Regions from separate parts of the Homo sapiens genome. Here all the other regions are linked to region 2. A link is a contact called in ENCODE Hi-C or POLR2A ChIA-PET data. All regions are on one chromosome and are shown on one strand. Each heading gives the region's core, a stretch centred on a gene start or an enhancer-like site at or near the end of the contact. The rest is flanking DNA. Distances are from core to core; before and after follow the strand shown. Region 1 overlaps IGF2R (insulin like growth factor 2 receptor). Region 2 holds the start of SOD2 (superoxide dismutase 2). Region 3 overlaps IGF2R (insulin like growth factor 2 receptor). Region 4 overlaps IGF2R (insulin like growth factor 2 receptor).

Region 1 (6,563 bases), core at 1,031-3,530, 320 kb before region 2:
GAAAGCTTGTCTCCTGCCGTAGCACTGTGCAATTGTGCACTTGTCTCAGCAGATGGGCTACGCAAGTTCATCTCCTGGCCAGGAAGTGGTACTTGCAGGAAAGAGGCAGCTGCAGTGGTGGCAACAGGATTTATGCTTGGCTTTTGTTAACGAGGAGGCTACTCCCATGTCCCAGACAATGGGTGGGGCCATGGGACACCTAAGCATCACTGTCTTGTGTTCTGCCAGCAAGGCAGATTGAGGAAGGAAAGCTGGGTGGAGCTGGGTCAGGCAAGCACATATTCAGGCTCTCCAACAGCTGAGACAAGCACTGGCCCCAACGGTGATCAGCGGGCCTCCAGGGCAACATTCTGGGGAGGGACAGAGGCGCCTCTACCACATCAAAGAGCCCACATGGTAAAAAGAGGTGCAGCCTGAGCTCCACAGCATAGCAGGCAATAGCAGGACCCACCAAGTTCTAATGCCCTTAACTCAGTGAGTCTCCCACCTGTGGCCCATCGCTGGCAGCAGGCCAAAAAAGCCAGCCCAGTCCCAAGCAGTCTGTATTAGGTTGTTTTTGCACTGCTATAAATACCTGAGACTGGGTAATTTATAAAGAAAAGAAGTTTAACTGGCTCACAGTTCTGCAGGTTGTACAGGAAGCATAGCTCGGCTTCTGGGGAGGCCTCAAAAAGCTTTCACTCACGGCAGAAGGTGAAGTGGGAGCAAGCATATCTCACAGCAAAAGCAGGAGCAAGACGGTGAGAGTGAAACAACCAGAAACTTTGAAACAACCAGATCTCATGAGAATTCACTCACTGTCATGAGGACAGCACCAAGGGGATGGTGCTAGACCATTCATGAGGGACCCCCATGATTTAATCACCTTCCACCAGGCCCCACCTCCAGCATTAGGGATTCAAATTCAATGTGAGATTTGGGGAGGGACAAAATCCAAACTATATCAGGGTCTGTGCTCAGATGGTGAAACTGCCCCAGGCTGCAAGACTCCCTGCCCAGGACAGAAACCATGGCTCTGAGGCCACATCTTTGCAGTACAGTTTCATGAAGTAGGGGCACCCGCATCTTTGCGGTACAGTTTCATGAAGTAGGAGCACCCACATCTTTGCGGTACAGTTTCATGAAGTAGGGGCACCCACATCTTTGCGGTACAGTTTCATGAAGTAGGGGCACCCAACTTCCGCATCACAGCAAGAACTCAAGCCCAGAAAGGAATCCCCCCCAGAGTAAAAAAGGCCCTGGTCACCAAGTGAACCATGACTATGTGAAACATTCCTGTAAGTTTTATTTCCAAAATAATACACTGGCATCATTTTAATTACCTCTTCCAAAGAATATTCTAAAACTTCATGTTCTCTGAAATCATTTCAAAGTAGATAGTTTTATTATTTTCTGTGGATAAGTTTCCCAAAATTTTATCTTTTAGACTGAAGCAATTCACAGACAGGTCTATTTACAAAAGTTAACTGCTTAATATTTAGCTTTCAAATTTCTCTTAGAAATAGGCTATCAAATCTGCAGGAATGCTCTAACCCACTAACCTTTTTCCCCAGTCCTGCTGTCAGAGATTCATGGAGAGCTAATAGAGTGAATCAAACGACCTACACCTACTCACAGCCTCAAAGGCACTTGAACTCATTTTGACCATATCCTCAAAGCAAAGTTGCCTGTCGCCTAAAATACTTCTCAGACACCTAAGTGTTTCTACTAATAATGGAGGAAGTTAGAACCTCTAGTGCTCAGAGGGTACCAGCACATGGAGCTTAAGCCTACCACCAGATTCATGCAGAAAGGCAACTAAAAGAAAATTATTGCCACAGACTATAATTGGGTTACAGTAAAAAGCCACAAGTGCCCATTATCCTGCAAATCTAAAGCTTGTCATCCCACAGCAAGATCATATGAAAACATTAACCCAAGAGGGGAGTGAGTCAGTGGACTGGGTAGGATGCAAGACAAGATGCAATTCTCTAACCAGCAAAATAAAAGCCTATGATGGAAAAGGGAGCAAGATGGCATATGGCAAGAAGGGAAAATGAAAGAACTCTTCATTCTGAAAACAGCTGCATTTCACCAAGACACTTAGAGGATTCCACATAGGCAAGATCTGCAAGCACCCTGCTCGGGGCAGGTAGCAACTACTGGCTGTCTCCCTACTCCAGGAGGGAAGAGAAGACATGCCTCACACAGCACTCCACAGAACTGGAGTGTGCATTGGTAAACAGTCAAGGCTACTGGGGAACACCCTCCCACTTCCTGCTACAGCAAACACAGCAATGGAGACATTCATAAGACCACGAATTTAGCAGCCTGGGGAGCGAGGTTGTTTGCCAGCTGCAACACACCACGCATTGAGTTAATGCTGTTTTATATATAATAATCTTACTTTTATAACCCTGGTAAGACTGCTAGCAGGCCAGTTCTGAATTTTGCCTGTTCCCAAGGGCACTACAGTAGGAGGTATATTTACACAATGCTTTAAAGAAATAATTACCTTAAAGCCTCTACCAGAATCCACTGAACAAAGTATAACAATAGTTTTAAAGGGCTGTTTGTAACTACCATGATTTTTGCCCATCAAAATCATTCTAAATGTGACAGAGCAAAATGAATAAATAAATGAGACATTAGTAAGATGTAGAAAGCAAGACTACAATGACACTAAACCAAATTGAGATTTTTTTTCTTTAGGGAATGATGAGGTTTTTATAAGTACATAAACCTTCAATATGTTTTAAACTTATCATACCAAGCCTGTAAGGTGTAATCAAATCAAACTGAAAGCAGAAAAAAGGGCATACGCTTTATTAAGATTTGCTAACAGTGACAGCACTACATTTTTAGCAGTCATTATGCTTTTCAGTTCTTTCCATTTAATCTATCCATAAGACAAAAAAAAATGAGTTAATGAATATGGATATGTCCTTCACACCATTAGTCTATAGGCTCCCTGAAAGCATTCCAAAATTTAACAAAATTCCTACTGCTTAGCTCACAATAGGCTCTCAATAAATGAAAACTCAATGAATAAAGCCCCAGCTGCCAATTACACCTGAAGAGGTAAGAGAGTACAAAGTACAAATGTTTCTCATGCATCTTCAATCTGCTTCTAAGAGAAATTAAATGTCATTGTTTTGAGAAAAACACAGACTATACCTCCCCATTCCCACCCCAAAAACTATTTAGAACACAGATCAGCACCTTTTTTTTTTTTTTTTTTTTTTTACAAAGAACCATGTGGTATCTACATTTTGGGTTTTGCAGGTCACATAGGTCTCTGTGGCATATTCCTCTTTGTTTTGTAACAATCCTGTAAAAATGTGAAAACCATTCTTAGTCCTGGGGTTGTACAAAAACAGGCCAGGGCAGGCTTTGAACCATGGGCTGTAGTTGGTGATTTCTGACCCATTGAAAACAAGTTGCTATTCATTTTATTTTGGAAAGCAATTTTTTCCTAGGTGGTAGAAGACACAACTGTCAATTCAGCAACGTGACATAAGAGGTACACTCAGATAAAACAAAAACAAAACAAAACAAAAAGGGTATCATGATCAGGTTGGAAAATCAGAGCCCAGGAGAGTATCTGTGGGACTGAGAGGTCTGGGGTCTAACAGGAGAGCAGAGGGCACCACTGTCACCGCAGCCTCCACCTCCCACAGGAAGCAACTCAGATCCGGCCAACTGGACACTTGAGGATGACTGTGTGTGGGGCCAGGCGCAGGGGCTCACTCCTGTAATCCCAGCACTTTGGGAGGCCGAGGCAGGCGGATCACCTGAGGTCAGGAGTTCAAGGCCAGCCTGGCCAACATAGAGAAACCCCGTCTCTACAAAACAAACAAATAAACAAACAAACAAACAAAAAAAAAAAAAAATATATATATATATATATAAATTAGCCGGGCATGGTGGCTCATGCCTGTAATCCCAGGATGACTGTGTGTCCCCACTCAAATCTTGTGTCAAATTGTAATCCTCAACATTGGAGGCGGGGCCTGGGGAGGTGACTGGATCATGAGGGCAGATTCCATCACCCCCTTCTTGCTATTATCATGATAGTGAGTGAGTTCTTGTGAGATCTGGTCATTTCAAAGTGGGCGGCACCTCCCCCTCCCACTCTCTTCCTCAGGCTCTGGCCACGTGAGGTGCTCGATACTCTGTTGCCTTCTGCCATGACTGTAAGTTTCCTGAGGCTTCTCCAGATGCAGATGCTGCCATTCTTCCTTTACAACCTGCGGAACTGTGAGCTAATTATACCTCTTTTCTTTATAAATTACCCAGTCTCAGGTGTTTCTTTATAGCACTGCGAGAATGAACACACTGTGCTCCCACCCTCACCCCCAAACCCCAAACAGATGTCTGCTTTGAGATGCTTTTCCCACCGCTAACAGTATGTCATCTAACAGCTTCACCTAAGTTTTTAAATGAAGCTTACATTTGACACTGTCTCCTAAATATCAGCCTTAATTCTTTCCACTTTAAACTTTTTTTTTTTCATTGAATGCTCCTTATGGCTTTCCTGGGCAGTATTTTACCACTTCCACTTCCATATGACACTGTCTTTCCCTTCATAGATGACCATATCTGAAAATATCAGTGATTTATTGTTCATAATTTAATCTGAATTAATGTTTTTAAATAAACATTTCTTTTTGTCTTATTAAACTGCATGGTATTAGGCCACTAGTAAAAATTACTGATTATGACCATTCATTAGTTCCTGAATCCTTACAACCTTTGAAAGTTCTTAAAAACAGAAAGTAGGAGAGAAAAGTGAGATAATCAATTAATTAAGATTGTTATCAAGGTGAGAACAGGAAATTCCCTTTAGGATCTGGGGTGGTGGGCATGGAGAAGCGGCAGAAGGAACACAGTCTGCTCTTCCCCAGGACCAGGGAGAATCAAGTAGCAGTGCAACATGAGGGAATCCAGGCTGGGGAAGGGGACATTCCATTAGTCAACAAGAATGACCTGCCCAAGAGATCCATTAAACACCACCACAACCACAGTTAATAACAATGTAATTTATTCTTGCGTATCACTAAGAGAGTAGATTTTAAGAGTCCTCACAAAAAAAAAAAAAAAAACGAAATATGTGAGGTAACACATATGTAATTAGCTCAATGTAGCCATTCCTCAATGTATACATATTTCAAAATATCATGTTGCACATAATACATATAGGTCAGTGTGTATGTATATAGATATATATACATACATGCACCCAAGAAGAATGTCTTGACCAAGGAATGCTGGGTTCAAATAATAAGGGGTGGACGTAATAGTAACAGTAACCTAGTAATCTAGTCTCTGAGGTGAGCTGGAAAAGAATTTAAGGGATACCTGACCTGGACTCACATTGCAGCCAGAAGTCATCCCAAGGCTGAGGAGAGGGACAGAGAGATTTAACAATGCAAACAGGTAAAGGAGACTTATCAAAAGCGGGGTACAACACAGGTGGAAAGCCAGGTGCAAAGGAAGATGAAGCAGGCAGCGTCAGAAACAGATGGCTCCTGCAGGTAGAGTGAATACTCTAAGCCCAAGCCCAAACACGTCACTTAGTTTACTGAGTTGCACAGCACCAGAAACCAAGAACTAACTTGCCCTATATGGATGAGCCATTCTATTTCCAATCTGGACCAAAAATCACATCCTGTGATATTTTAAATGCCCTGTCCTAAAAATAAGAACCACTCAGAAAAGTTTTAAAAATTAAATCACATGGTATCTCTGCTCAAATGCAATTTGGAAGCTAAAAAAGATTTTCACCCGGAAAGGTTAGAATCAGTATTTGAAAGATAAAGTTCCCCAGAGTATACTTCATAAGCATGTAATTTGAAGTTCCCATGTTACCTCCTTATTTGCTTTAAATATGTCTTTCTTGCAGGCTGCAGTGGTCCTCCACTCAAAGTAGTGCACACATTCTGTTGCAGTTACAAATTCAGGAGTTCCCTATTAAAAAAAAATAGTAATTATAATGTTACCATACCACACATTGTAAAGATTCTTCTTTAAAATGAGAATGCAGTAAAGGCTACTAAAATAAAGAAAGCAGCAGCAAGAAGGGCAGGGGATGCAACCGCTTTAGTTAAACGGGGTCATCAAGAGGTTCCCAAATCTGCAAATTCTGAGACCAAAGCTTCATAAAATCATGTTGGGATTTTGTGTAACTAATCCAAAGGAATTCTACCGCCCCAGCTGTGCAAGTACATTGAGTGAGTTCATGGGAAGAAATCCTCAGTCATTCTCCTCTCAAACTCCAAATGTTCTCTTAAGCAAATGCCAGCAAACGAAAGCCAGAAAACGTGACCTCATGCTTCCCGTGAAAAGGCTCCCATGAGGAGCCCATCTGCATCTGACCAAGTTAGTACACCCACCAGACGCCAACCCTCCAAGGCAGCCCCTCCTGTTAACCGCAACCAGAGTGGACTACAAACAGGTCAACCCCAGCATCGCAGGATGACACAAGCACAGCAGGAACTGGCCTCTTCACTCCCACGTGCAAGTCTAGGGAGTTATCCTTCACAGTTCTATTTCTGGTATGGTGAACACAGAATTCATAAAGG
Region 2 (6,385 bases), core at 1-2,500:
AGCCCTTCCTGTTGTGAAGCCAAGTTCAGGTGGTTCCTCTTCGCCTGACTGTTTTCCCATTCCACTTACCGGAAGCCTAGTCATCCTTCGGAGGGCTGTACGGGGGTTGCAAGAAGCAACGGAAACGGTTCAGCACCTGCTACCTTCCATCATATTCTTTTCAATAAAGGGGCAACTCCCGCCAATGGCAGTGTAGATTTCCTAACCTCTACACATGGAAGATTCACACCATTCAGGATTGTTGTTTAACTGTTGAGAGAGCACTTGATACTTAACAGCTTACTAGGCTACAAGACAGCGCAGGAAAGAATCCTCTGTTGTCCTTTTATGTTATCCTGAACAGTTGGTTCACAGAGTTACTGTAAACACACAAAACATGACTGCCAGGGCTTAGTAGTGAGGAAGGTGGGAACTAGTCCTGACTCAGTTAACTGTGCCCAGGAGAAGCTGCTTAACCTCAAAGGATTTCACTATTACTAGAATCAATAATACCAACCCTAGGGGTAAAAATAAAGATAAATGTGTGCAAATCCTGCCTGCAGTCTCGGGCACGTCGTGGGTGTCCAAGAACTGTTCTTAGGCAGCCGGTGGGGACAAAGTCTGTGTGCCTCCTGTCCTGGAATAGGTCCCAAGGTCGGCTTACTTGCAAAGCAAGGGTACGGCGCAAGAGTACTGAATACGGGTTGGAAGGGCGCTGGCTCTACCCTCAGCTCATAGGCCGGCTGGGCGGCGCTGACCAGCAGCTAGGCCCCGTCTTCCCTAGGAACGGCCACGGGGGCCCTGGGAGGGTATGAATGTCTTTTTGCAGTGAGGCCTCTGGACCCCGCGGCCCCCCGGCAGCGCAACCAAAACTCAGGGGCAGGCGCCGCAGCCGCCTAGTGCAGCCAGATCCCCGCCGGCACCCTCAGGGGCGGAGCCGGAGGCAGGGCCTTCGGGCCGTACCAACTCCACGGGGGCAGGGGCCGCCTCCCTTCGGCCGCGCGCCACTCAAGTACGGCAGACAGGCAGCGAGGTTGCCGAGGCCGAGGCTAGCCTGCAGCCTCCTTTCTCCCGTGCCCTGGGCGCGGGGTGTACGGCAAGCGCGGGCGGGCGGGACAGGCACGCAGGGCACCCCCGGGGTTGGGCGCGGCGGGCGCGGGGCGGGGCCCGCGGGGGGGGGGGGCGGGGCGGCGGTGCCCTTGCGGCGCAGCTGGGGTCGCGGCCCTGCTCCCCGCGCTTTCTTAAGGCCCGCGGGCGGCGCAGGAGCGGCACTCGTGGCTGTGGTGGCTTCGGCAGCGGCTTCAGCAGATCGGCGGCATCAGCGGTAGCACCAGCACTAGCAGCATGTTGAGCCGGGCAGTGTGCGGGTGAGAAGAAAGGGGACCCGGTCACGGCCCCAAGGGCGAAGGGGCTCGCGGCGGGCAGGGCCTCCGCGGCAATGGCGACAGTGGCCGCACCGGGCCTGGCGGGACCGGGGCACCTGCAGGCGGTTCTCCCGGGAGTGCCCGGCGCGGCGGCTGGAGCGGGGATCCGCAGGGAGGGGACGCGGGGACTCGGGGGACGCCGCGCGCTGCCGTTCCTCGGCAGCCCAGCCTGCGTAGACGGTCCCGCGGCGCTGACTGACCGGGCTGTGCTTTCTCGTCTTCAGCACCAGCAGGCAGCTGGCTCCGGTTTTGGGGTATCTGGGCTCCAGGCAGAAGCACAGCCTCCCCGACCTGCCCTACGACTACGGCGCCCTGGAACCTCACATCAACGCGCAGATCATGCAGCTGCACCACAGCAAGCACCACGCGGCCTACGTGAACAACCTGAACGTCACCGAGGAGAAGTACCAGGAGGCGTTGGCCAAGGGTAGGTTCCAGGCTGAGCGGCGGGAGGCAGTCCCCGGCAGAGGCGACCCCAGGGAGCCAGGCCCCATACGGACGGGCCTCTCCGTGGAGGAGAACTCGCTTCGTATTTGTACCGGTTCCGAGTTTTCCAGGCACGATAGTCTCTCTTTTAAACACATGGTCTACCTCATTGTAGAAGGAGTGCCTCGATGGGTTTGAACACACTTCTGTCATCTCAGGGAACTTGGGGTCCTGCGAAGGAGCTTGCCTTACTGTTGTGAGCCACATTCCGTTACACATATTGCCAGCACTGGTGAATTGTAGGGCCTGAAAAGAAAGCTCTACTGTGTCACTCGTTTTTTTTGCAAATTGAAATTGTTCTTGTTGTATAATGTGCTTTGGGGAAATGTTTGGTCTCTCAGGTAGGTGTGCCAGCCGTTTGCAGGAGGGCTGAGAGCGCCTGTCCACTGGTGGCCAGACATCATCGGGTCCGCAGGTGTCTCTGAGTGTCAGGGTCACCTCCTGATAGAAGTGGGAGTGGTGTCTTACTGCCAGGTCACACTGAAGGTGGGAGACAGGAGGACACTACTCCGTGCTAGGAACCATGGTCCTTGTCATCTTCCTGAGAGCAAACGGGGTCGGGACTCCAGCCTAGGACTTGGAGACTCCCTGCATCCCCAGCTACCCTGCAGGTGAAACTTCACTGAGCCCACTTGACTTCAGGTGGGAGAGGAGGAGGCACACCGTTGTGGTGTGCGTTACCAAAAAAGCAGTAACCTAACTGTGGAACAGTTCAGGATCTTTAGACTTGATACTTTTCTTGATTTCCCTTAGGGGTCAAAGTTCACAAGGAAAATAGCCCTTTAGTGGGAAACTGAAACAGGCTTGTTTTTATTTACTATTTACTCATATTTGTAATGCAATTAAAATATATGTTGTTAACTTTTTTTTTTTTTCTCAAGAGCTCGGTTGATAAAACCAGGGGTATGTGGACTTTTTGAGTCTGTGCCTTTTGGGGGTGTGTATGGGAATGTTATGTTTTAACGTTTTTTACAAAATAGTATTGTCTTTTTAATTTATTCGTTAGTGGTTTGCACAAGGAAGATAATCGATAGTCATGTTTTTTAGACTCTCTGTATTGCTTGGTAAGCTACGTAGTAAAAAATGTTTACTTTTCCTTAAATGTTTTGAATTTCGGGGTTATGAAATTTGTTGAGTAATTTTTAGACAGTCACATCTTGTTGACTGGAGGCATCTAGTGGAAAAATGCAGTATTTCAGCCTGATTGTGTTTGAAGTAAATGATTAAAAGAGGAGGAAGTTACCACATTCTGGAAGATTTACTTGAGACAGACGAACCTTGAATTACGGGAAAAGGCCCCGTGATTTAGGAAATAACAAATTTGGGAAACATGTAATGGGGAGAGACTGGGGAATACCCCAGTTGTGAAAGTACTTCCTGTAAGGCAACATCTGACACCAGGAACCTTTCTCTTCAGTATTTTAAAAACAACTTAATTTCAGTCCTTTACTTGTGGAATCAGAGCCTTACTTATGTAATACAACCCACTGGAAAAAAGCTTTTTATTGTATTGTACTATATTGTTTATAAGTGATTGAGTACCTGCAGAGCTTTCTTTTACTTAAACATATTTTAAAAATTATTAAAAAGATTTTCATGTTTGAAAACTTGGGGAAAAAAGATAAAACAATGTCATAATCTCATCACATTTAACTGACTAATATGAATATTTTTCAACAAAAAGCATTTGACTTTTATTATTATTTGAGGCAAAAACTAAACTGAAACCAAATAAAATGTTGAATTTCAGAAAAGTGTTCTTAAAAGCAGATATTAAGCCCTCAATTTTTATTAATTTTAAAATGAGTAAGCAAACTGTAAGATGTTAAGATTATTAAATTATCTCTCATTAAGCATGTATCTTTCCCATTTTAAAAATTCAGTTACTATTGATTTATTAAAAAACAATAGAAAAGTTACATCTATTTTTAGAGTGACTCTCAAGAAAATTTAATAAGGGAAACACAGATCTATAAAAAACTGTTTGTAAACCTAACAAAGGAAAAAAAAAGTTGGTGTCTTTAAAAAACCCTTTGAGATTAGCTGTGTATTCAGATATCAGTTGGTTCTCTCCTTTCTGAATCGCTAAACAACTGGAGCTTGTTTCAGAAAGCAGCATTGTCTACGTATGTTCCTTTTAAAAATTTTTTTTTTAATTCTGTCTAAAAAAAACAGACGGGGTCACACTATGTTGCCCAGGCTGCTCTTGAATTCCTGGGCTCCCCTATCCACGCACCTCGGCCTTCCAGAGTGCTGGGATTACAGGTGTGAGCCACCGTGCCTAGTCAGACATACTTTTTTTTTTTTTTTTTTTTTTGACGGAATCTCAGTCTGTCCCGCAGGTTGGAGTGCAGTGATGTGATCTCGGCTCACTACAACCTCCGTCTCCTGGGTTCAAGCAATTCTCCTGCCTCAGCCTCCTGAGTAGCTGGGATTACAGGCGTACGCCACCACGCCTGGCTACTTTTTGTGGGTTTTTTAGTAGAGACAGGGTTTTTCCATGTCGTCCAGGCTGGTCTGGAACTCCTGACCTCAAGTGATCCGCCCATCTCAGCCTCCCAAAGTGCTGGGATTACAGGCGTGAGCCACCTCACCTGGCCTTGTATGTATGTTTTTTTCTTTCTCTTTCTTTTTTTTTTTCTGTGACGGAGTATTGCCCTGTCGCCCAGGCTGGAGTGCAGTGGCGTGTTCTTGGTTCACTGCAACCTCTGCCTCCTGGGTTCAAGCCATTCTCCTGCCTCATGCTCCTGAGTAGCTGGGATTATAGGCACGCGCCACCATACCTGGCTAATTTCTGTATTTTTAGTGAAGACAGGGTTTCACCATGTTGGCCAGGCCGGTCTTGAAATCCTGACCTGAAGAGAGCTGCCCGCCTCGGCTTCCCAAAGTGCTGAGATTACAGGCGTGAGCCACCGCACCCGGCCCAGACATATGTTCTTAACGTACACTTTCAGAACAGCAGTTGAGAACTTTTTCCAAAATGTAAGCTCCTTGAGAGCAAAGCTCTCAGTGGGTCTCTGTGTCCTTTACTTTGCTTCTCTTGGTATCTTGTGGATAATATGCACAAAATATTTATTAAACAAGAGGATTTCCATTTTTTTCTAATATTAATAGTTCATTTAGTCTGTAGCTTCTTGAAGGCATAGAAAAGACTATTTTATTTTGCCTACTTATTTGGCAAGGTACCCATGCAGTATGCCAGGAGTTACAGGGCCTATTGAGAAGGAGTAAAGGGTCTGGGAGGGGTGGCAGGGAGTTGCTAATTCATGTATGGTGGCTAGAGAAGGCTTCACTGATGGGGTTGATGTTTCAGTGGAGACTTGAAGGAGGAACAGGAACGCAGCATGAGACTGTCTTGGGGAAGAGTGTTCAGCAGAGGCAGCAGTGCTCAGCTAGCCTTGAGGGGAACATCCAAGTTGGTCATGTGAGTGCAAAAAGGCCAGTGAGGCTGCAGCTGCGTGAGCACGTGCTCAATGACGGGGTCAAGTGCAGCGCCTCTTGGTAGTAAGAGTAGCTGAGTGTAAACACCTAGGGTTCGCTCCAGTGAGAAGGGGAGCCTTTGGAGGGGGCAAGGCCCACCCCCACCCCCCAAAACTGAGGGGATAGTGGCACCAGTGCAGTGAGAAATACTGGTCCTCTGTCCCAATGAGGTGGCAGTAGAGTTAGGGAGAAGGGATTAGGTTCTGCTTGTGTTTTATTTTTTTCTTTTATTTTTCTCTGTGTGCTTTTATATAGATTGGATGTATTTTAAAGGTAGAGCTGGCTTTGCTAATGGATATGCTGGTGGATTGGATGTGGGGTGAAGGGAGAGGAGTCAAAAATGACATCAGGTTCCCAAGGATGTCCTGAGGGACAGAGCTGGCATTTACTGAGACGTGGAGGACAATAGGAGGAGTAAGTTTGGGGTAGAACATCAGGAGTTCAATTTTGAGTATGTTGAGTTTCTTGTTAATGTGACTTGGAGATATTTCCCAATGAATCGTCGTCTGTCTTGAAAGTGAGAGTTGAAGGTTTTCTGTACAGTCTGTATGTTGAGCCATACATTTTAGCATTCTATTATTTTGATTGTCCTCTTTGGTGTTTCATTTCCTAAAATCTCTTCTATCTAAGAGATCCCTGAGCCTAGCAGCCAGGAGTGAATTTTCTAGCTTTTCCACCTCTGCTAGGTCCTTCATCAGTTGTTCAGCATGTCTGGGACAAATAATTTTGGGGCGGGGGGGTGCTGAATTTTAGGACAAACGGATGTTATAGATAAGCTGGTCCCATTATCTAATAGCTTACAAAGAAAAAAATATAATGTATACAGTGGTTGAAAAAGTAGGAGTTACAAAAAAATGTGTTTGCATTTTAACTTTTCAGGAGATGTTACAGCCCAGATAGCTCTTCAGCCTGCACTGAAGTTCAATGGTGGTGGTCATATCAATCATAGCATTTTCTGGACAAACCTCAGCCCTAACGGTGGTGGAGAACCCAAAGGTTGGTATATATTGGTGCAC
Region 3 (6,803 bases), core at 4,123-6,622, 400 kb before region 2:
CTACATCCAGTGAAAGAGCTTTGCTGGCTTGTTCCTCGGCAGGATTCCCTATCTTACTTTCTCAGACTGGATGGATGTGTGGCATTCAGCAGCAGAACAGAGGAAGACGATATTTATAAATGAAGAACTGGCGAATGGATACTGAGAAGAAATAGACTGGGTGTACCATTCTGTAACGCCCTGTTTATAGACCAAAAGCAGGTTTGTGTTGACAGAACATATTTGGGGTTGTTATGCAACAGCAGTAGTACTTTGGGAGAAGGGGAATGATGGGGTGGAGGTAGGGCTGGTGGACAGGAGGACTGTCAAGTTCCAGTACTTAAATACTAGACTGCAAGGAATAGTTTGCTGTCTGTCCTTTAGTGAAGAAATCAGATGCTCATTTTCTGTTCTACATCCACCTTCTCCAAAACCTTAGCAAAGTCTGTGATAAAGATATGGCACTGTCCCCATGCTGATCAGCCTCCTGAATGGTCCTGTCTGCGATACTGCCCAGCTGCTTATCTGAGATATTTATTTGGACCATCATGCACAGCACCCTTAACAGCTCATCACGAGAGATCTTGTTATCTTTATCCAAATCATATAGTCGAAAAGCAAACTGCAGTTTGTTGCTTCGGCTGTTGAGTGGTTCAGGTCCATTCACAACTTTGCTCTTTTCATTATCCTCAATGGTTTGGAAATGAGCCAGAGTTTGCAGGAATCCACGGAAGTTTACCTGGTCCTCTCCCTCTGGAAGGAAGGCATTGATGATCCAGTCCCCCACTGGGTTGATGGCAAGTTCTGGAATCCCCTGGAAATCGTCCTGTTCTCTCCTTTGTCCAGGTTGCTGAACCGGCTGTACAGACGTGTGATTTGACTGTGGGAAAAGCCAGTCTCCTTCTTGATCTCCTCAAACTCTTCATCGTGCAGTAAGGTGGAGGCCTGAGACCCCATCACTGTGCCAGGAGCTCCTCCAGGAACAGAAGCAACGGCAACAAGAGGGAAGGCAAGAATTTAACCTTGCCCAAAAAGAGGGCTGGCCTTGCTCCTTGGCTAATGACAGGATACGGAGCAGGGGCTGGCCATGCAGTACCTGAGTGATCAATGGACCAATCCTGCCCATGTCAGAGCCCCGGGAAAAACTCTGGACACCAAGGCTTGGGGAAGCACCTCCGGCTGATGATACTCCATGTGCACTGCCACACGTGGGTGCTGGGAACACAACACATCTGATTCCACGGGAGAGCTGGTGGGAACTCTGCATTCAATTCCCTCCTGGACTCTGCCCTGTGTGCATCTTGGTTGATTTTAACCTGTATCTTTTTGCTGCAGTAAATCATAACTATAAGTGTAACTGCTTCCAGGGAGCTCTGTGAGTTATGGTGAAAGGGTAAATCTGAAGTTGGCTTGGGAACCCCTTCAGTGTGCTGTTGCTGTCAGAAGTGAGGAACCCTTGTGTGGACTCCTTGCATGAACTCTGCTGCTCCCAACCTTTGTCACTGGCTGAAAATCTTTGTGGCTGGTGCTGCTGGGTGCCAGGAATGCAGAGGCGAGAGTGCAGGGTAGGAGACGGACATGTCCACACACAGATGGGGCCCAGAGACAGGCGGTGCGGCTCCGCTCCGGGAGGGCCCCACATTCTCGCTTGGGAGTAGCTGAAGCAGGGGCTGCTGAATGGACTGTTCCACAGGGCTGATGTGGGGAAGCAAACCGCCCAGCAGCTCCACGTCCTGATGAGAGACAGCTCTGCCCTCCCGAAGGAATGGCAAGCCTCAGGAAGAGATAGAAACTTCATTTCTTCATGAAAGATGAAAAGATGTCTTAAAACTAAAGCTACTTCCTGGGGCTGGTGAATGAAGAAAGTGAAAAGGTCTGAAAGGGATTTTATTTACCAAGAATGACTAAATGCGCATGCACAAGCACTCTGAAAGCTGGGGATCCTCAAAGGTCTGCTAGACATACCACTTGTGAACGTGGAGGTCTTATGTGTAACCAGACAAGTGGCCAGTGCTGCGCGATGGAGCGTGAAGACTCCTGCAGACACACCAGCAGTATCACCTGCTATGAGAAGGTGGGCCTTCCCAGGAGGGGCACTGGAGGTAGGTTTGGAATCCTGCAGACACACCAGCGGTGTCACCCTGCTATGAGAAGGTGGGCCTTCCCAGGAGGGGCACTGGAGGTAGGTTTGGAATCCTGCAGACACACCAGCGGTGTCACCCTGCTATGAGAAGGTGGGCCTTCCCAGGAGGGGCACTGGAGGTAGGTTTGGAATCCTGCAGACACACCAGCGGTGTCACCCTGCTATGAGAAGGTGGGCCTTCCCAGGAGGGGCACTAGAAGTAGGTTTGGAAGGATGAGGAAGGTGGGCCAAGGCATTCCAGCACCAAGAGCAGCATATGTAAACCCACCAGGTTACAGGGTGACTTTGGGAACTAGTGAATAACCTGATGGCTGAGGCATGTGTAGGAGCAGCAGCTTGCAAGGCTACCCTGGTACATGGGAGCCTCTCAGACATCTTCAAGCTGTGTCAGAGAGAGCCTAGACTTTCCTTCTCTGCATGATAGGGCCCCTGAAGGCTTCTGAAACAATCCTTCCTTCCTTCCTTTAATCAAGATTTACCGAGCACTGGGAAAGAGGACAGCAAGAGAAGGCACAACCTGTGACATGCAACATCTGATTCTGAATGACTGAAGGATTCACCGAAGTGTGAGGAAGGCAGAGAACAGAGAAACACAGAGTGCTAGCTCCGTGCTGTGGAGTTATGCAAGTGAATGAGGCTGATCAACTTTCCCATCATCAACTCACCCAGAAAGCAGAACATTCACTTTCCCAGTTCTATTCAGGGGCCACAGGTGCTATGAGCAGATGCACCAGGGCGCTGTCTACAATCTGTGACCAGGAGCAGCGATGCTGACCCAGCTTCCCTCCATCAGGTGCTGCCGTCGTGGAGATGCACTCAGCACCAGGGCACGGAGCACCTGCTCCTTCTCGGCGATGCGCTCAGCACCAGGGCACAGAGCACCTGCTCCTTCTCGGCGATGCGCTCAGCACCAGGGCACGGAGCACCTGCTCCTTCTCGGCGATGCGCTCAGCACCAGGGCACGGAGCACCTGCTCCTTCTCGGCGATGCGCTCAGCACCAGGGCACGGAGCACCTGCTCCTTCTCGGCGATGCGCTCAGCACCAGGGCACGGAGCACCTGCTCCTTCTCGGCGATGTGCTCAGCACCAGGGCACGGAGCACCTGCTCCTTCTCGGCGATGTGCTCAGCACCAGGGCACGGAGCACCCGCTCCTTCTCAGCCGCACCAGGGCACAGAGCACCCGCTCCTTCTCAGCGATGCGCTCAGCACCAGGGCACAGAGCACCCGCTCCTTCTCAGCGATGCGCTCAGCACCAGGGCACAGAGCACCCGCTCCTTCTCGGCGATGCGCTCAGCACCAGGGCACGGAGCACCTGCTCCTTCTCGGCGATGAGCTCAGCACCAGGGCACGGAGCACCTGCTCCTTCTCGGCAATGTGCTCAGCACCAGGGCACAGAGCACCTGCTCCTTCTCAGCTATCACTACTCTCCCCTCCCAGAGGACATGATCGGCAGCTCTTTGACATCAGAGCAGGCTGGGGTTTTCTTTAAACACACTTCATTTTTTTTTAAAGAGTTATTACATCCACACACGGTTCAAAAATCAAATTATGAAAGGTATATAGTTAAGACTAGCTGTTCAAAACAAAAGCAGCCTTTCACGATTATGTGAGGGAACAAAGGGCAACACCCTTATTAGTGCCAGTTTAAAACCTTCCTTCACACCCTGGACTCTGCCCTATGTGCGTCCTGGTTGATTTTAACCTACATCCTAACATTTAGGCCAGTTTCCTTTCATCCTTCTTACAAATATAAAATCTCTTACCCTTCTCTAATATTATTTGGCATTCCAAAATAAGGAAGTGTCATGGTTAAAACCAAATCAAAGGCAATTCTGACTGTGCACAGCTCAGCCTCCACCCAACCTCAGAACCACTGGATCAGACCAGGTTTTAGTTTTTTTGTACATTTACTTGATAACTAAGACACAATTTGCCTACAGTGAAATGCTTAGTTCTGACACGTATCGCTCAATCCACTGTCAAGAAATTCATAACAAAGTAAAGAATTAGACCAAGGTTTTTGTTTTAAAAGTGGTCCGAGATTTCAACTGAAGGGAGTTAGTTGAAAATTTTAATCCCCTTCCTTGGAGGAAGTTAAATGTGGAACTTTGTGGGAAGCCACGGATTACCTTGAAGGTAGTACTTGGTCTTGTCAGAGGTTCCAACTTTCCGACTGAAGTGCTGATCGTTGGGCTTCACCTGGCATATGTTGGCTCCAGAGCACGCCGGGTTTCTGGAGCTTGTGATGGAGGAAAGTTGGATCTCATACAGGTAGTTGTCCCCATTGGTCCTCATGTCCCCAGAGGCTCTGAACAGCCTGAAGAGACAGAAAAGATCACAGTGACATGGAAGTCCTTCAAGAAGGCATTCATGACATAAACCCTCAGTCCTCAGAATCACTGCAGGGCCCCAGGATGCTTCCTTTCCTAGGGAAAGGAAGCACGGACACGCTAGGGCAGCACGTCTGTGACCCCACAGCAATTCTGAGGACACCAGTTTCCCTCTCAAGAGGCTTTCTCCCCAACCAGTTCTGGCCTCTGAGTGCTAATCCACCTTCCTCAGGTGCCGTATCCAGCACCACACGGCCCTCGCCCTGTCTGTGCACCTCGGCCACCACCCCCAAGAGCAGCCCCAGTAACACTGCTGAGAAACTTATTTTCTAAACACTGGTAAGCCCAGAAGATTCCTGCTCAAACATGTCAGAAGGCTTCGGCTTCAACCCCTGAGATTATCATGAAGAGAGGGAGAAGGACGGGGGATTTATTTTTACACTCATGAGAATTCACCATCTTTGGTGTTAAAACTTAATGATTGAGTAACGCTTTTCCTCAGTTTAAGCAAAAGATGACGATGACTCCAGCAACAGTAACTAAAACACAGACCTATTTATCCTGCAGTGCTCCCCGATAGGGAAAGAGCGGCATTGCTGGTTTAATTTTGAACACATTTCACAGCTCAGAAGGAAAACGTTTTACTTACTTAAAATAAATATCTCCGAGGCTGAAGCTCTTGCCATTTATAGGGTTGGTGATGGTCCCATTCACCATCTGCACCTCCTGAGGCTTCACGGCGCAGGCAGCCCGGGAGTCCCAGCTGAAGTAGTAAGTGCAGCTGTCGATATCAAACCTAGGAGGAGGGAAGCACAGGCTACAGTCACTTCCCCAGCCAGACATAAGGGAAGACTGCAAAACAATGAACACTGCGGAGCCCTTGAAGCAGCTCACTGGCTTTCAGTCAAGGTGCTGCGAGACTTCAGTTGGGTCCCGAGGCCCCCACTCCCCGGGCTGCGCAGGCCTAGGCAGAATTTCCCGACTCAACACTGACGGCAGCTCGGAGCGAGGGTGGTTATTTTACTCACTTCTTTTCATCACCACAATGGACAGGGAAGATGACTGTGGTGCACACATCAGTAATGTGACAAAGCAGGCAAGCATTCAATATAAATTTTTTAAAATTTGTAAACCGTGCAACATTCAAAACCTGGAAAATTTGCTCCTAGATTTTTAGATTTTTGTTTAAGCTTCTCAGACTCATACATTCATAAATCCTTTGGCAATTTCTGAGTCACCCCTTTTCCAAACTCAGCGTCTGGAAGGAATCAGTTCTGTTCACAAACAGCAGCTCACATGCACCCTCTGTTGGCCAAGCTCTCCCTGGCACCAGATGCAATGTGGCCGGGAAAACTTGAATATAATCCAAGCACATCCCAGGTCCAGATGCAGGTCCCAGCTGCTCGAGGGTCCCAGCCAGGCTGCTTGAACACCTCGGGTGGGACAAATCCACGCCCCTTTGTTTCTACTATGACATTCAAAGGTAGAGGTCAGTTAAGTACTGCTCAGCCAGTGCTAAACCTAGTTCAAGAGACAAGCTAGCCCAGAGAAGTTGCACTGGTCTTGTAACAGTGTCTCAGCACTGTATCTGGAGGTCTTCCCTGCCTGGAGCAGCCCCGCCCAATACAGCACAATCAGCGGCTCTGGCCCTGAGCTCCTAAGACTCAGCCAAAACCTGCCCATGAAAACCCCAAGGAGGAATTCCCTCCAGTATGCTCACTGCACAGTCCCGCTCTGAGCCCCCAGTCTCCTGACCTCTTGAATGCAGGTCTGCCCACCGTCTTTGTACAGGTCAATTCTATCACGGAGGATGCGGTCTTATTTCCACCACACGGATAACCTTTGGAGTACGTGACAACAACTTTGTCACCTGAAACACACAAATGATTGAACTGACATTATTTCTAGTGCATTATAAAAAGCCTCAGGCAGGCGCAGTGGCTCACACCTGTCAATTCCAACACTTTGGGAAACCAAAGAGGGCAGATCACTTGAGGTCAGGAGTTAGAGACCAGCCTGACCAACATGGTGAAACCCCGTCTCTACTAAAAATACAAAAATTATTCGGGCACGGTGGCAGGTGCCTGTAATCCCAGCTACTCAGGAGGCTGAGGCAGGAGAATTGCTTGAACCCGGGAGGCAGAAGTTGCAGTGAGCCAAGATCGAGATGGCGCCATTGCACTCCAGCCTGGGCAACAAGAGCAAAACTCCATCTCAAAAACAAAAACAAAAAACAAACAAACAAAGCTTCAATGTTAGGAGTAAAAATCTGGTTTAAAGGCCAGAAGAAAATAAATTTTGGGCTCCCTAAAGGTTTATCGACCTGTTCTTGCATTCCCACACTCAGGGG
Region 4 (6,723 bases), core at 2,279-4,778, 370 kb before region 2:
TTCTTCGTCCTGCTGTTTCTCGGCCGAACCACGTCCATGCTGCAGAGAGTAAAGCGCCTCCAAAGAATCCCCATCCTACTTGATCTTCCCTGATAAACTCATGACAAGCCACCACCCCATGAAGAGGCCCTCTCTCACCAGTGCCAGCCTTCAATACACTCACTGCAAACACCATCCCACGAGGAGGCCCTCTCTCACCAGTGCCAGCTTTCAATACATTCATTGCAACCACCACCCCATGAGGAGGTCCTCTCTCACCAGTGCCAGCCTTCGATACACTCACTACAACCACCACCCCACGAGGAGGACCTCTCTCACCAGTGCTGGCCTGTGATACACTCACAGCAAACACCACCCCACGAGGAGGCCCTCTCTCACCAGTGCCAGCCTGTGATACACTCACTACAACCACCACCCCACGAGGAGGCCCCCTCTCACCAGTGCTGGCCTGTGATACACTCACTGCAAACACCACCCCACGAGGAGGCCCTCTCTCACCAGTGCCAGCCTGCGGGGCCAGAGACTTGCAGACATTGATGAGGTAGTGCTCCGGGTCCCCCGTCCCAGTGATGGCTTCCCAGTTGTCACTGTACCTTGACAGGGACGAGAGGTCGAAGGAGTTGCCAGCCCCATCTCTGAAAAGAAGAAAACCCGCAGTTAGTTAGGCTTGGTCGTATTCTCTTTAAACATTGGGCACTCTGTCTAGAAACGTTCAAGTATTCAGGCATAGTCTAAGCCTGACAGAACTTTAGACTCGACTTCTCTCTGTCTCTGTCACACACACACACACACACACACACACACACACACACACACACCCCCCATCAGAATCAGCAACAACATAACTTCCCTGAACATAATAGTTCAGGAAACTATTAGGCTCACTTAAAAAAAAATTTAAATTTTAACAGAAAAACTCAAGTCTGCAAAGTGCGTGCCGTCTGTGCTCAGGCCACTGAGAAGTGGAACTTGCTGGTGACAAAGGTAAGCAGCCAAGATGCTAGGAGCACACACAGCAGGGGCCATGCCCGGGGCAGCCGCACGCCACCTGTTGTTTAAAACCAAGGCCGCCAGCAGTTACTGAAATTCTGAAATTAAAATGGGCTTGCTGACCTTTCTGCACAGGCTAAAGGTTCACTAACTACACAAATCCCAAATACAGACAGTAACTGGGAACCAACCCCATGCCAGGAGCAATATTAACAGTGAGTGAGACACACACTCTGCCACCACGGAGCAGGAACGGGAGCAGCTACAGATGCCACCTCAGCGGCAGCTCTTAGCGCTTCAGAGGGGAATAAAAACTGGTCATTCATTCAAAAGCTGTGTGCTAAACTGGGGGTACTGTATTAAACAAAACAGTATTAAACATCATCAATCTTACAAAGTTTACCAAAATTACCTGTGGAAGAAAATGACCGTGAACAAGATAAGACTTTTAAAAATACATACTGTATTTGATGGAAGTAAGAGCTGAAGGAAAAAAGGCAGATAAGGGGGATATGAAGTTCGGGGGGCAGAGGCAGCTGTTGAAATTTTAGACAGTGGAGCCAGAGAAGGCGTGACCGAGAAGGGGACCTGTGAATAGACTCTGAGAGAAATGGAATCACTGACCATCCTGGCACCCAGTAAAGCGCATCCCAGGCAGAGAACAGCATGAGCAAAGGGCCCGAGGCACATAAGCCCGACATGACCCGAGAAAGACAGAAACCCCGTGTGGCTGGAACAGAGTGAAAGTGAGGTTATTAGAGACAACACGGGGGTCATGTCCATCAGAGGAAGAACTTCAGCCTGTAGGTCCCAATGAGATGGGCGCTCACTGCATTGAAGGTTTCAGCAAGAGCGACATGGTGGGACTTATATCTCAAGAGGATCATTCTAATTACTGTGTGGGACTAACCAAACGTGTGACAAGGGACATGGCAAGGAGACCTCGGAGTGGCAGCTGCAGTACTGCACGCACGAGAGGAGGAGTGCCCAAACCAGGGGCAGGTGGCAGGAAGGGAAAGCTGCCTGAAGGTGATGGGACAAGAACAGAGCTTAGTGAATATCACCAAATGCTCTAAAAGTAGTCAACAGAAGAAACAGAAATAGAACTAACAAAGCCAAGGCAGAGGAAAGAGGAGAGGAGAACAGCACAGGTGAGGACAGCTTTCATCTTTTAAAAGAGAGTCAACAGACACCATTAGAAGCTGACAAACAGAGGTTTAGAGTTATAGAAGGTTCCAAAAAGAACCACAAGAAGAAACAGTAAAAAGTGGAGTGAAGCTAGGGGTTGGGGAGGGAGAGGTGAGGGTGGGTAATTTCATCTATTAATATTTTTGGACTCTCAATTACAATAGACATATATTAACTTTTATTATGAGATTATAAAATTCTCCTCTGATTTAATTCTACTTTTAAAAACTTAGCATAAAAATATCTTTAGGAAGGCCGGGCGCAGTGGCTCACACCTATAATCCCAGCACTTTGGGAGGCCAAGGCAGACGGAGGATGACCTGCAGTCAGCAGTTCAAGACCAGCCTGGCCAACATGGTGAAACCCTGTCTCTACTAAAAATACAAAAAATAGGCTGGCTCAGTGGCTCACACTTGTAATCCCAGCACTTTGGGAGGCCAAGGCGGGCGAATCACGAGGTCAAGAGTTCGAGACCAGCCTGGCCAACATAGTGGAACCCCATCTCTACTAAAAATACAAAAAAATTCGCCAGGTGTGGTGGCGGGCGCCTGTAATCCCAGCTACTCGGGAGGCTGAGGCAGGAGAGTCACTTGAACCCGGGAGGCGGAGGTTGCAGTGAGTCGAGATCACGCCACTGCACTCCAGCCTGGGCGACAGTGCAAGACTCTGTCTCATTAAAAAAAAAAAAAAAAACACCACAAAAATTAGCCAGGCATGGTGGTGTCTGTAATCCCAGCTACTAGGGATGCTGAGACAGGAGAATTGCTTGAACCAGGGAGGAGGAGGTTGCAGTGAGACAAGATCACGCCACTGCACTTCAGCCTGGGTGACAGAGCGAGATTCCATCTCAAAAAAAATACATATATATATATATATATATATATATATATACACACACACACACACACACACACACACACACATACACATATCTCTAGGAAAAATGCTTTATGTGCAAAGAAAATCAAAATTTTATTCCTTGTATATAAATATCAGAAAACTGAAGGCAGCCTCACATGGCAGAAAGAGAACTGCTAAGTGAACTGGGGATATCTACTGAGGACATTTCCCATCCAGTAGAAATGAGAAACAAATTTGTTTCACATGAAAATATTTACAAAATGTTAACTGGAAAAGGTAAGGTTACTAAAATTATGATTTAAAGTCACTGAACATAAATTACTAAATGCTTGCATTTACATACGTTCCTAAAACTTAAATGATGATTTCACCTACATAAATAACCGATGACACAACAGGACAAAGGCCGGAAGGAAACAGAATCACCTGCACTTTCCCCCAGGAAAGTCAACAGTGATCAAGTGGCTCATACTGGGTGTTTCACACGGCAGAACACAGGGCATCCCTCCAAAAAACAGAACCGCAGACCCACAAAACCAAAATCTCTAAGGATGGGACCCCAGGTGTCCAGAGGGCGATCTGGCAAAGCTGTTGAGAGCAGCTCTGTGGACGATCACATGCAACGAAGACCTCCCTTCATCGCAGGGGTCACCACACCGCTCCTGGCCCACTCTGCTCACTGACATGTGGATCACGCAAGAGTGCCAGGGGTCCACTCTCTGCTTCAGCTCCAATCCCTTCCCCATGCAGTCACCACAGCAGCTCCAGGTGGTGACGGAGCTGAGAGTTAACCTAGCCCGACTCCTCATTTTAATATGAGCAAACCGAGTCCTAGGTAAATTAACTGACTAATCTAATCCCCTGCACCCAAGACCACTAATTATTAAAGCAAAATCATACCAAGTTAGTCTGTCCAAAAGAGACAACACATCCATGGACTTACTTGAATGAACATTCAGTCAGATCGAAAGGTGGGCAGGCATACTGCGTTCGCCACTCAAACAAGTAGGAACAATCTGAAGTCTCCTTTAGAAATACTGGCTAAAAAAGTTAAGAGGCACATATATAAAAGTGAGAATGCAAAACTTTAGTTTATACTTTGAGTTTTAAGAATGAAAATAGTAAAGAATGGTTACGTTCATGAAAATCAATACTAACTGATGAAAGTTTCAACATATTTTCTGTAAATGGTTATTTTAAACTCAGTTAACCAGGAGATTTGATGAGATCTGAGGACAGATTCTTTCTAATATGATCCCAGCAGCCTGAGGGTGGGGAGAAGACCCCGCTGAGGGCCGTCGGTACATGCTCACCCGCTGGGTGCCGCGGTCACAGTAGAAGAAGATGGCTGTGGAGCGCTGATAAACCTTATGGCAAGTGTCCCCCCCCGTGAAGTTCATTTTTAACAAGCCATTTTCATAAGTTAGCTTCTGAGTCAGGAGACCTGTAAAGAAGGAGAACATTAAACAAGGTTTGGTTCGGGTCCCTAGGCTGTCAAACTTAGCCTAAGACATGTGACACCACACACCCTGAAGAGTGTGAGACAAAGTATCCCTGGCCTCCCAGCACCATACCATGCACTCCTGTCACATTACACTTTGGGAATAAAATCAGGCTTCCCCTTGTCCAAGGCTGCTGCAACGTCACAGACTGACCCGTGTATGATGACATGAGGCATTCCTTAGCCTCATCACCTAAGGGAATGTCACTTTCTCCACTGTGCCTGAGGGCTGTCCACGTACTCACCACCAGCTACTTTGACTTCATTTTTACAAGTTCCTAAATGTATTTAAATCTTGCCCAACTGCTGAAACAGCATGAATGACCAACAGCGTGCCCTGTAATTTCTACAGCCAAACCTCGTACTAAATGCATTCCCTGTGACTCAATGCTATCAAGTACTACCCCAGAACATCCAACACTGGCTAGCTCACTGTGTCCCAACGTTGTAATAAAGAAGAGAAATATGACCTTAGAGTCAGTAACTGGCATGGCTAACTAAGAATAAAATAGACATGCTCTACCAACATCCTTCAGTATGTACTCTGTTTAAGAAAATCAAGCAAAATCCGAAATATCATTAATATGCTTTTTTTTTTTTTTACAGTAGAACACTCATGTTTCTGACTCAAGGGAAAATTCATCTTCAGCAAAATATTTTAATATTTTAATTCCATTCCTTTGCAACAAAAGGAAAACGACAAACAATGGTACCTGCCACTTTGTGAAATCCCTGCGGTTCCCGCTTTTCCTGACATGAGGAGACCACCTTGGACTTGTCACTTGTGGGGCAGACGTCTGAGGAAAGCTTCCCACAGACCCGGAAGTAATAAGTGTATTCGCCAGCGCTCACGATGGTGTCGTTGAGGCCCAGGGGCTTCAGGTCATACAAGTTGCCATGCCTTGGGTCTTTCACCTCACAGTTGTCCCCTTCAAGAACATGGAAGAAGTGAAGGGCAACTGCAACCACACACGCATTCACATTTTCAAGCAAAAAGCTTTACAAATGGCCGGGCGCAGTGGCTCACGCCTGTAATCCCAGCACTTTGGGAGGCTGAGGCGGGTGGATTACTAGGTCAAGAGATCTAGACCATCCTGGCCAACATGGTGAAACCCCGTCTCTACTAAAAATACAAAAATTAGCTGGGCATGGTGGCAGGCACCCTGTAGTCCCAGCTACTCAGGAGGCTGAGGCAGGAGAATCACTTGAACCCAAGAGGCAGAGGTTGCAGTGAGCCGAGATGGCGCCATTACACTCCAGCCTGGCAACAGAGCAAAACTCGGTCTCAAAAAAAAAAAAAAAAACTTTTACAATTTTTGGTTAGGTAAATACCAGCTATAAATGGGCATTAAAAGCCATTTCCACATGATTTTGTTTATATATAATACAAATCGCCTGGCAAACAGCTTTCTAGGAAAGTCTAGGTCCCCGAATAAAGACTTGCTTCATCAAACAACACAAAACCAAACCCCACATTAGTGTCTTCAAGCATCAGACGCCAAAATCCCATCAATCCAGGCACACAAGGAAAATGTCACTCGTGAAATTAGCAATATGCTTCAGTAAAAAAAAAAGCTCAAGGAAAAGAAATTATCCTCCCCCTAGCGTGTGTCTCATGACCCCAGCTATGGCTGTTATCACACGGTCTCATATCTAAGGCATCGTTCAGAACGTCTGCTACTCTATACATTTAAAATGACTTGTAGGGACAGGCCCAGTCCTACCTTCCACTCTGACAACGGGACAGGCTTCCACAGTTCTCCAGATAAACACGTACTCACAACCATCCTGAAGCTGAAATGCTGGTGAGCCCTGTAATATAAATCAGCAGCCTGATTTGTTTCCTGTTTATTTTAAAAATTAATCAAATGGGGCCGGGCACGGTGGCTCACACCTGTAATCTCAGCACTTTGGGAGGCCGAGACGGGTGGATCACAAGTTCAGGAGTTCAAGATCAGCCTGGCCAAGATGGTGAAACCCCGTCTCTACTAAAAATACAAAAGTTAGCTGGGCGTGGTGGCAGGTGCCTGTAATCCCAGCTACTCGGGAGGCTGAGGCAGGAGAATCACTTGAACCTGGGGGGCGGAGGTTGCAGTGAGCCAAGATTGCACCACTGCACTCCAGCCTGGGTGACAGAGTAAGACTCCATCTCAAAAAAAAAAAAAAAAAAAAAAATTAAATAA

What was found. Hi-C counts contacts between places; a loop is a spot of excess contacts on that map. ChIA-PET counts read pairs that join two places held with the same protein, here RNA polymerase II (POLR2A). Pooled maps may share reads with other maps.
Region 1: a map of naive thymus-derived CD4-positive, alpha-beta T cell shows a loop between it and region 2 (5-fold over the local background). The contact joins the enhancer-like site here to the promoter of SOD2 in region 2. A Hi-C loop is called at or near these places in 3 of 168 maps with a recorded cell type or tissue (CD4-positive, alpha-beta memory T cell and naive thymus-derived CD4-positive, alpha-beta T cell) and 8 of 50 pooled maps. POLR2A ChIA-PET finds 5 or more read pairs at or near these places in 5 of 52 experiments (CD4-positive, alpha-beta memory T cell, activated B cell, activated T-cell and 2 more).
Region 3: a pooled map shows a loop between it and region 2 (2.8-fold over the local background). The contact joins the enhancer-like site here to the promoter of SOD2 in region 2. A Hi-C loop is called at or near these places in 2 of 37 single-sample maps with no recorded cell type and 3 of 50 pooled maps. POLR2A ChIA-PET finds 5 or more read pairs at or near these places in 2 of 52 experiments (T-cell and activated T-cell).
Region 4: a loop to region 2 is called in a map of gastrocnemius medialis, with 2.5 times the contacts of the local background. The contact joins the enhancer-like site here to the promoter of SOD2 in region 2. A Hi-C loop is called at or near these places in 2 of 168 maps with a recorded cell type or tissue (gastrocnemius medialis and naive thymus-derived CD4-positive, alpha-beta T cell), 9 of 37 single-sample maps with no recorded cell type and 7 of 50 pooled maps. POLR2A ChIA-PET finds 5 or more read pairs at or near these places in 1 of 52 experiments (H1).

Annotation. Positions count from the first base shown.
Region 1 is chr6:160,010,073-160,016,635 of GRCh38, reverse strand. IGF2R (insulin like growth factor 2 receptor) reads right to left here. Exons shown (of 48, transcript NM_000876.4): 4 at 5,851-5,949. Among named protein-coding and RNA genes, the nearest start is that of AIRN, 5.7 kb to the right of the region's middle. Within about 2 kb of position 2,280, at least 4 of the 41 ENCODE cell types and tissues checked have a DNase peak (open chromatin) inside an H3K27ac peak, as active enhancers do.
Region 2 is chr6:159,688,106-159,694,490 of GRCh38, reverse strand. It overlaps SOD2 (superoxide dismutase 2), which reads left to right and starts at 1,250. Exons shown (of 5, transcript NM_000636.4): 1 at 1,250-1,346; 2 at 1,628-1,830; 3 at 6,249-6,365. The coding sequence starts at 1,324. RefSeq lists silencers at 48-217, 898-1,187, 1,388-1,567 and an enhancer at 1,938-2,007.
Region 3 is chr6:160,087,553-160,094,355 of GRCh38, reverse strand. It overlaps IGF2R (insulin like growth factor 2 receptor), which reads right to left. Exons shown (of 48, transcript NM_000876.4): 42 at 6,209-6,323; 43 at 5,103-5,249; 44 at 4,253-4,440. It also overlaps the pseudogene CHP1P2. Among named protein-coding and RNA genes, the nearest start is that of SLC22A1, 31 kb to the left of the region's middle. Within about 2 kb of position 5,372, at least 3 of the 41 ENCODE cell types and tissues checked have a DNase peak (open chromatin) inside an H3K27ac peak, as active enhancers do.
Region 4 is chr6:160,062,161-160,068,883 of GRCh38, reverse strand. IGF2R (insulin like growth factor 2 receptor) reads right to left here. Exons shown (of 48, transcript NM_000876.4): 26 at 6,265-6,352; 27 at 5,254-5,469; 28 at 4,353-4,483; 29 at 3,983-4,080; 30 at 499-635. Among named protein-coding and RNA genes, the nearest start is that of SLC22A1, 56 kb to the left of the region's middle. Within about 2 kb of position 3,528, at least 4 of the 41 ENCODE cell types and tissues checked have a DNase peak (open chromatin) inside an H3K27ac peak, as active enhancers do; they include gastrocnemius medialis, where a contact is called at or near this core.